2 separate regions of the Homo sapiens genome follow, and region 1 is linked to region 2. A link is an interaction called in ENCODE POLR2A ChIA-PET data of the cell type or tissue named here. Cell type or tissue: OCI-LY7. All regions are shown on one strand.

Evidence for each region. Peaks named below come from ENCODE experiments on the same cell type or tissue, not always from the same donor. Only the 100,000 strongest peaks of a DNase experiment are listed, where the experiment ranks them.
Region 1: POLR2A ChIA-PET joins it to region 2 with 5 read pairs; 2 of 35 experiments call an interaction of 5 or more read pairs at or near these places.

The regions. Positions count from the first base shown.
Region 1 is chr7:87,590,855-87,595,854 of GRCh38, forward strand. ABCB1 (ATP binding cassette subfamily B member 1) reads right to left here. Exons shown (of 28, transcript NM_001348946.2): 3 at 4,912-4,960. Among named protein-coding and RNA genes, the nearest start is that of ABCB1, 7.5 kb to the right of the region's middle. In OCI-LY7, no CTCF peak of the experiment used is centred here; no DNase peak of the experiment used is centred here.
Region 2 is chr7:87,141,988-87,146,987 of GRCh38, forward strand. No RefSeq gene overlaps it. Among named protein-coding and RNA genes, the nearest start is that of DMTF1, 8.0 kb to the right of the region's middle. RefSeq lists an enhancer at 1,980-2,059. In OCI-LY7, no CTCF peak of the experiment used is centred here; a DNase peak (open chromatin) is centred at 2,404; H3K4me3 peaks cover 1,350 bases; H3K27ac peaks cover 1,575 bases.

The sequences.
Region 1 (5,000 bases), 450 kb after region 2:
TATGGGTAAATTTTTAGAAGAGCAAAAAGGAAGGAGGGATACTAGGAGATGAAAGAGCAGTTGAGAGAGTAAAGTCTTGACCAGGTGTGGTAGACAGAATAATTCTCCCCCCACAGCCTGTCCAAATCCTAATCCCAGGAACCTGTGAATATATTTCTTTACATGATAAAAGGGACTTTGCAGATTTAAAAGATCTCCAGATAGGGGATTACCCTGGATTATCTAGGAGAGCAAATGTAATTACAAGGGTGCTTATAAGAGGGAGGAGGGGGCCTGGAGTCAGTAGGAGATGTGATGATTGAAGTAAGAGGTTGGAGTGATGCAAGGAAGGGCCTGTGAGTCTAGAAATGCAAGTGTCCTCTAGAAGCTGAAAAAGGGAAGGAAACAGAGCCTCCAGAAGAAATGCAATCCTGCTGATACCTTGACTTTAGCCCAGTAAAACTTCGATTCCAGAACAGTAAGGTAATAAACTTGTGTTGTTTTAAGCCACTAAGTGAGTGCTATTTTCCTACAGCAGCAATAGGAAATGAATACACAATGTCAAAAGAGGGATGATAAAGAGGCAGGGCAGAGCTGGAAGGAATCACAGGTTGTGGTCAAAGACTGATACACGTGTGTGTGTGTTTATACCTTCATAGAGGAAAGCTCACCCAGACAATAAGCCCAAGATCCTGTCCACACGTGCAATTTACTAAGGTACTCATGTAATTTATGGAGCGTCGTTGTTGGAACTGAAGCAGTCAGAGAATGTTGAGACTTATTTGTAAGGTCACCAAAATACTCAGAAGAATAACAGGAACATAAGGTGAATGAAGTAGAAGCAATCAAATGCCAAAGTCCTCAAGGAATGGGGGTGGGGGTATACTTCGAGGATACCACCGAAAATAGATAGAAGATAGTATAATTATGCAGAATGAAACTCAAATGACAAAGGAGTTTGCATGAGAATAAAAAAAATTTGAAAATGGCTTTGTGGAACTATAGGAATGTCCACATCATCTCTGACTCCTGTGATAAGGGGTTGAGGAACTTAACTTTACAGGCGAGGGCAGCACAAGAAAAAGCCAAAGAGCTGGAGGAAAATCAGCAAACCGTGACATAACAGAAGCAAATACAAAAAATATAGGAGAAAGTCTAAGTGCTGCTGAGAGATCAAGATAGAATTTTAAAATGTCCACTGAATGTAGAGAGAGACAGGAACAGGAGCCAAACTTCAATAGGTTGAGAACTAAGTCAATGGCGAAATCAAGACAGAACGCAAAGGCCACTTTTGTGTGTGAAGGGAGCTGGCAGGGGTGGCTCCATGAAGGGCATCAGTGCCTTGATGTGTCAATGCCAATGGGACAGATCCAGTTGAGAGGGAAAGATGGAAGATACAGAAGAGAATGAGTGGTAATAATGATGTAAGGTCCCTGAGAAGGCAGAGGAGATAGGAGCCAAAGTATGAATGATTAGTCTTAAGACTAAAACTCTGTCATAACTGGAAAGAAGGAGGAGGAAACAGATTCAGACACAGGTAGGTTTTTATGATTATTGCAGCTGTGAAGCTCAAGGAGTGATTATCCATATAACCATAAAAGTCACCCAAGTTGGTTGGAGCACCAAAGTGGAAAGGGAGGATACTGAGCCAGGTGGCGTAGTCTTTGATGATGAGATGGTCATAAGATCAAAAGATAGCAGCAATAAAGAACTCTTCAATTCCAGAGAGATAACAGTTTAACCAGTCATAAATGATTACAGTTGTTAAAAGCAACTGGGCATATCTGAGTCTACCCTGCTTAGTAGCTATGTGACCCTGTGATTTTGAATGCATTACTTAACTTCTCTAAGTCAAGTTCTTCATCTGGAACACAAGAATAACACAAGTTCCTAAATTGCAGGTACTTATGTCCCTATATGAAGATTATGTCACACAATAAACATAGGGTATTTAACAAATGCCTGGTACAAGGGAAACACTTAACATTGTTAGGTATTATCTATTTAGAAAAAAATTAATGTTTCCCTAAGACACACATAATAGAAAGCTCAGAGTTCAATCTACAGTGCACAATTCTTGCAAGAATATATAATCTTTTTTTTTTTTTTTTTGAGACAGTGTCTCACTCTGTCACCCAGGCTAGAGTGCAGTAGCACAATCTTGGCTCACTGCATCTCCACCTCCTGGGTTCAAGTGATCCTCCCACCTCAGCCTCCCGAGTAGCTGAGACTACAGGCATGTGCCACCATGCCCAGCTAATTTTTGTACTTTTCACATAGACAGGGTTTTGTCATGTTGCCCAGGCTGGTCTTGAACTTCAGGGCTCTAGTGATCTGCCCACCTTAGCCTTCCAAAGTTCTGGGATTACAGGCGTGAGCCACAGCACCTGACCAAGAGTGTATAATCTCTAAGAAGTTCATTTTGTGTAGAAATTACAGCCCAGCTCTATGTGTCACATTTCCTCACTTGCTTTAGATTTTATTCTACTTTTGTGTTTCTGTAAATGTTGAAACAAGGTCTGATATAAATTTAAAAGGCTAGTATAGAATTTTGAATCTATTCCTTACTTCTTTCATCACTTTTTTAAGATTGCTAAAAAATCTCATAGTGGAAATAAATTAACAGACATTGTGTGCAGACAAGAGCTAACACAGCAGCTCTGAGGCTGCCATGTTTAGAAAGGCCTGTATACAAAGGTTGGCCCTTGGCTGGAACTTGGATTTGGGGAGGATTACCACCATTCTAACTGATAAGTATGGCCAAACTATCTGTACAAACAATATGATTCTTCATTCTGCAGTTCTGCCTTCCTTCTATGAGTCTGAAATTTTGGTGCATGCTGGGTAGGTGCCTACATGATCAGTTCCTAATAAAATCCTTGGGCACTGAGTCTCTAATGAGCTTCTCTGATAAACAGCATTCTACAAGTGCTGTCTTAACTCATTGCTTGGGGAAATTCAGTGTGCCCTGTGACTCCATTAGGAGAGAACTCTAGGAGCTTGCACCTGGTTTCTTCTGGACTTCTCCCCACTCGCCTTTTGCCATGGCTGATTTTGCCTTGTATCCTTTTGTTGTAATAAACATTAGCCATAAATCCTCTGGGTCCTCCTAGTCTGAATCACTGAAGCTGGGCTTCTTGGAAACCCTGAACACACAATGTTTTTTGTCTTCACTGAAAACTATTATTAATAAGCAATGCCAGTGACATCACCAATATATTGTTAAACTTTTATTATGTTCTTGTGTTTATAAGTTTTATATTGAAGTTACATTCAATGTTTTCTATGTTGACTTTTCAGGAAAAAGATGTGAGGAAAATCTATCTAAGTAGTAGAGTACTTCATCAAGAGACTTAGAATATATTCTCTCTATCCTGGCCCCATTGTACATCCTCAGACAAGTGAACATGTCTGGCTCCAGTTTCTTCATGTGTAAAACTGGAATAATAATAGTATCTTTCTCAAAAGGAGTTGTAAGGATTAAATGAGATTAAATATGAAATACTTAGGACAATGCTTGGCACACAGTGCTTTATGTGTGCTATTACTACTACCTCATATTAAAGCTCCATATTTTTATTCTTTTGTGCCTTAAAATGAATTATTGATAACATTGCCTCTATATAGTAGGTCTGTTAAATTTTCTAAAATATAAGACTCCTAAGGTTTAAAAAAATTTAACTACAAATAATAAAAACTGAAAGTCTCAAAGTGACAGCACTGAAATCCTGGGGATAAATACAACTTTAACCTAAACGCTTCTTTCCATACAAGAAAGTAACAATGAAAACTGTCACTTGGTTACTCAAGTAGCCTAAGAATGACTCAAGTACATAGTCTCATCTCACCAAAATTCCAAAGGGCGTAGAGATAGAATAAAAGCAGGAGTCATGGCAAGAGCAATGGTAGCACAGAGAAACGAAGATCACATAAGGGAACCATAGAGTCCTCAGTGTAAAAGTCACATGACTGTTTTTTCCCTACCTACAACTATTTTTATAGTCAATTTATTAAAATCCATTTTGCAAGACAATCTATCCACTCCCTTACCTTAAAAAAATTGCTGTGTTATGACTGAATTATAAAGCATGTGCTGTTGGACTTAATTGGTTTAGTAGTCTTCCAGGTTCTAATCTCTGGAATCTTTCACCTAACAGTTCACCTAAATTTGTACTCTTAGAAAAAAGGAAGTAAGAATCCAGGTAAATAAGAGGTCATTAACTAGGCAGAGGTTGCAGTGAGCCAAGATCACAGCACTGAGGTCATCAACCAACCACACATATATGATACATGTCTGATTCCAAGTGTGATTAAAGAAAAGCTTCTAAAAAAACCACTGTGCAACCAGAAAATGAAATAAAGAGTTACAATAAGGTTTTCGAATTCTAGATTTTCATCTGTTTAACACAGGGGAATAATGGCATATGACATATTTGAAATCATAGTAATAAATAATCCATTGCTACCTTTTATTGTTAGTAATGGATTTTGAACTAAAATTTGCAATGGACTAACCTAAATGACCTAAAATTTGCATAGTAATAAATAATCCATTGCTAACTTTTATTGATAGCAACTGACTTTGACCTAAAAAACCTGCCAAATTTCAGAGCCATTAAAGACAGCATTCTATGTGATTGGTTTCCTCTATGCAGATGGGAGAGGTGCTTGTGTAGGTAATGGATCACTGGCAACATAATTCATTAGAAGAATTGAAATCTAAGTCAGGAATGGTGGCTGTAGATTAGTAATATAGATAGCAAGTTATGATCAGCATTCTCCTGAAAATAAGCTAAATCAAACCAATTTATTTTGCATCTCCATTAACATACCCTATACGAAAATCTTACATCAGATGAAATATCTCTTTTCCATGTAAGGAGATGTCAAATTTCCGAAGTATTTTGAATAGTTAATAAATTCAAAACTCACCATTGAAAATACACTGACAGTTGGTTTCTTTTCCTTCTTATCTTTTTCACTGCAAAACAGCAATGGAATTACATAAAACTTTAAAAAGT
Region 2 (5,000 bases):
CTAATTACTGACATGTAGAATTCAGGTAATTTTGATAACTATTTTACTTTGTTGCAACATAATAAATGTGGGAATATCTATTACACTGACAAACACATTCCTTTTCTGCACACACTATGACTTGCAAGTGCTTGTGTCCATTATGTATTAAAATATGTTGAAAGTAATAAGCAACAAATTCAGCTTCTAACACGTAACATTTGCAAAATCCTCATCTTTTTAATCCTTTAATCTCTTGTGAGCAGGCTCAACATCTCTGAATTTTGCCCTATAACCACTTCTGATCTTGTCTCTATCACTTGGAAAGGACTCAGGTAAATGCTCCATTTCCAGCCCTTTTGGGACTCAGGGGCATCTCTATAGTCTTTAGAATACCCTCAGCTGTGCTGCTTTTCTCCTAAGAATACTGGAAATTTCCAAGTACATGTTTCTGCCAATCTGCATTTCCTATGTTGCAGTGTTGTAAACTGGAACTCTAGTCCTGGTTATCCATTCCGTTTCTCCCAAATCTCAAAATCTTTTGTAAAGAAAAATAAGATAATGAATTATGACATATATACATATTTTGTGCAAACTTGTAACTATGTAAAACCAAATACCACTTAATATAAATGCTACATGTCAAATGTTTCTTTAGCATAATAGTATCTTTGAGCTATTAATTGGTTGCTACTCCCTCCTGCACATTCTTGTACCTATTACGCTTCCCCCCAATAAAGGCAGCTTTGATACTTTCTATACTGACAGAAAACATATATATGAACTAGAACAAATAAATATTTAATGGATTTTTATAAATTTATATGAGCCAATAATATTGAAATCCAGAGCTTTTGATCTTTAAGAGCCAGGAATTATGGAGAAAAAATGGACTTGGAGAGTCTAAAACCTTTCATTTGAAAACTAAAAGAAGGGCATAGATTACCTAGATCAGAGTTTATATCATGAACCAGAGCACAGGGAGACTGCTGATGACATAAGGGCAGTTTTTCCAACCAAAACAAAGTGAAACTTTTGACAAACTTACAAGTACCAGTAGGTACCTGAGAAAAGCCCCCCATATGATACTCCCTTCTAGGAGTCAAAATCCTAGGGTGGCAGGAGAGAAAATAATAGAAACCCCATATTTTGAGGAAATCTCAGAGAAGAAGGAATTACTTTCTCGTTTTTCAGAGTTCAGTCCAGAAGATTCTATGTTCTGGTTAGCTAGTGCTAGGAAAAAAACTACCTTGAAACATAATGGCTTAAGACAACAATCATCATTTTATTATTGTTCATAGTTTCTGTGGACCAGGATTTTGGGAAAGGCTGGGATAAACTTCTGGGTGTCTCATGCTTTTGCAATGAGATGATAGCTGGATCTGTAACAGTGGATGAAGGGTGTCCAAAAATCCCTTCGAAAGGTAGAGTCTCATCTCTGTTCCCTTGGGTGTCAGCTGGCCTTAGTGACTCACTTCTTTTTTTTTTTCTTTGAGACGGAGTCTCACTCTGTCGCCGAGGCTGGAGTGCAGTGGAACAATCTCGGCTCACTGCAACCTCTGCCTCCTGGGTCCAGGCGGTTCTCCTGCCTCAGCCTCCTGAGTAGCTGGGATTACAGATGCCTGCCACCACGCCCAGCTAATTTTTGTATTTTTAGTAGAGACGGGGTTTCACCACGTTGATCAGGCTGGTCTTAAACTCCTGGCCTCAAGTGATCACACAGCCTCGGCCTCCCAAACTGCTGGGACTACAGGCGTGAGCCACTGTGCCCGGCCAGTGACTCACTTCTAATGAATAGAATAAAGTCGAAGTGACAATATGAACTTCTGAAACCACAAAAGGCATTCCAGCCTCCTGCTTGCTGTCATTCTTAGATCACTTGCTCTCTCAGGAAAGCCAGCTGCCATGTTGAGAGGACACTCAAGCAGCCCTATAGAAAGGCCCATGTGATGAGGAATTAAGGCCTTCAGCCAGTTGCCAGGGATGATGCCTCTCATCAATAGCCATGTGAATGAGCCATCTTGGAACTGGATCTTCTCATCTTGGTCAAGCCTTCAGATGACTGCAACTTCAGCTGACATCTTGATTGTAACCTCGCAGAAGTCCCTAAGCAAATCAGACAGTCACACCACTCTTGAATTCCTGATTCACAAAAATTGAGGTTATTAAACTCTGTGGTAAGCCACTACATTTTGGGGCAATTTGATATTACTATGAGGCGACAGGTAACTAATATGGAGGAGAGGCTGGAGCAGTTAATGGCTCTCCAGTCATTCACCTCTTCTCATATAGTCTCAGGCCTCTCTGTGTGGCTTTTCTGCATGGGCTAGTTTGGCCTTCCTCCTAGTATAGCAGCTGGACTATTTACATGATGGCTGATAGGTCTTTTATGACCTATTTTCAGAAGTCACATAGCACCACTTCCTGCATATTCACTTCGTTAAAATTGCCACAAAAGCTGTCCAGTTTCAAGAGGAAGGAGTCATATACCACCACCTGTCACTGAGAGAAGTGTCAGAGTCACATTATATAAAAAGGTTGTTGGATGGGAGATACTGCTGTAGCTATCTTTGAAAATATATGACCTGCTACATTGCAAGCCTTATAGGGAAGTTCCATAAGAAACAGGGCATTTGAGTAGTAGATTAGCAGAGTTATAAATGTAGGAGTCATCAGTGTATAGAGGGCAATTGAAGCCATTGGAGTGGATGACATTACTTAGGGAAAGAGGATAGAATAAGAAAGAGACATAGGCTTAGGGGTCACCGTGAAGAACTCTAAAATTTAAAAATCAGGCCAGCAAAAAAGTGTTTAAAGAAGTAGGAGGAATTCCAATGTACTGTATCAGAAAGCCTAGAAAATGCATTTTCAAAGAAGGAAGAGGTGGTTATTTCAGGAGGAAATGTTGCTGACAAATTAAGTAAAATGATCATAGAAAATTGTTCATTGGATCTAGCAGTGTGGAGGTCACTAATAATCTTCATAGCATGTTATGGGCAGAAATCAGACTATAGTGGTGGAAAACATATAAAAGGAAGTAAGAATAGTTCTATGGGGAGATGAGATCAAAAGCACAAAAAGAGGAATTAGCCTTGAATAAGAGAAGGAACATCTCTAGGATCGGAGGGAAGGAATTTAGAATGAGCACAGATGAATGCATGGGGATGGAGGCAGGCTATTGAGGGAGTTTATGCTTAAAAATCTCTGTAAAGGTCATTTATTTATAGAGAATTAAAAGGAACATCCATCAGGGTGTGAGAAGCACTCCGAAAGCTTGTTACAGAGTGAAAAACAGTTACATTCCTTGCAAACCTGCAGCGTATGATCCATGACTTCTTTCATTGGAATTGAATTTCACTTTTTACTTGTTTAAACAACAATAAAAAGAAAAACAATCAACCACTTTTCTATTTAAATTTTCAAATAAATAAAGGATTTAAGAATATCACACTGTAACACCAACTGAATATGAGAATGGTAGGAAAACCCTGGTCACTTGTTGAATGCTACCATCAATTGTAAGCCATTTACCCAAGAGAAATCTAAAATCCTTCTTTCGATTTATTACTTTATCAAAAATATTGTTGTGGTAAAGACATATAAGAAAGCCCTAAAAGTGAAAGGCTTCAGATTTATTTTCAGTGTTACCCATAGCAGGAGACGGATTTCTTATATAGTACTATATTTACTGTGACCTTTTCAAATAACAGTTATTTATAACATTATGTATGAGACATTGTTGTATCACATATTTCTCTAGCAATTGGTCTACAATGGTAAAGTACCATGGATTCCTTCCCAGAGGAGATTCTTGTGAAAATTTATTACAGGCTCAAGATCAAGAGTGTTCTCAGAGAATGATTCCATGGCAGACAGCTGTTCGGCAAAAGAATAGAAAAAAGAAAAAAAGATTCCAGCATCATATGAAAATGGACTTCTGTTCAACAAAAACAGAGCTTATCCAACAGAGATAGAGAAAGGAGTTTCACCTTATTTCAGAAAATGACTGCGATAGCCTTGTCTTGCTACACCAGGTTGAATTAACATAGGCCAAAAGTTCTACGTAAATGTATATTTCTGGTTAAGAAATGTAAATAAACACAGAAAACAAGATATTAGAGATACTGTGACTGCTGAATTCACATATCTTCCTTATCCTAGGTTTGCTAAAATAGATATAATACTGCTGAAATTACAAAATATGATTATATATAATAAGGTTATTCTCAAGTCTAAACACCCCATAGAAACTCTCCTTTCCTAATCCTATTAGCCCCAATTTTATTAAATTAAAAATTATATATTATATGACTTCACCTCTGCCCACTTAAGATGCAGTCACTGTAACAAAAGTACTATGCTATGGAATTTAATTTGATACAGTTATATTTACTACAACTTACTACAATGTAATTCTTAAACTAGGTATTAAAAGACTGGGTTGATATTTCAGGTAATTTTAGAGGAGAAATAACATGTTTGGCAGTGTTTTCTGTTGGTTCAGATCTTAACTCTTAACAATTTCAGGTCCAGAAAGACCTCTACATTGCCCGTGTTTATATACATACGTTGTATGTCTATTAAAGGGATTCAGAGAACACCAGCCAAAGGAGATTCAAGAGGACGTATGTGTTTCTCTTGTGCATAAAACACTTTGCCTAGAAACATGAAAACAGAAATTTCCAAGAAGAAACACATTGACCCATCTTTTCTAATACTAGTAATTTAGCTTAATCTGATGATACCAAGTGATTTTGTCACAGGATCCTTTGAGAGTCACGTCACCAGCCGGAAACCTCTGTGGCCGGCAGCACCTCTGCTTATGTTTCGCTCGCACCAGCTGGGCTCATTCTGCCCACTTGGCCTGGCAGACTGCCCTCGGCTCGCACTACCAGCCTTGATCCCAATGCCTGAGGATGGCAGGCCAGGCGTGAAGCGGTGAGGGGTGTGGGAGTGAGCGAGCGCGAGGTCTGGCCACTGCACACAGATAGGCACACTGGATGCTGCAGTGAGGCAGGCAG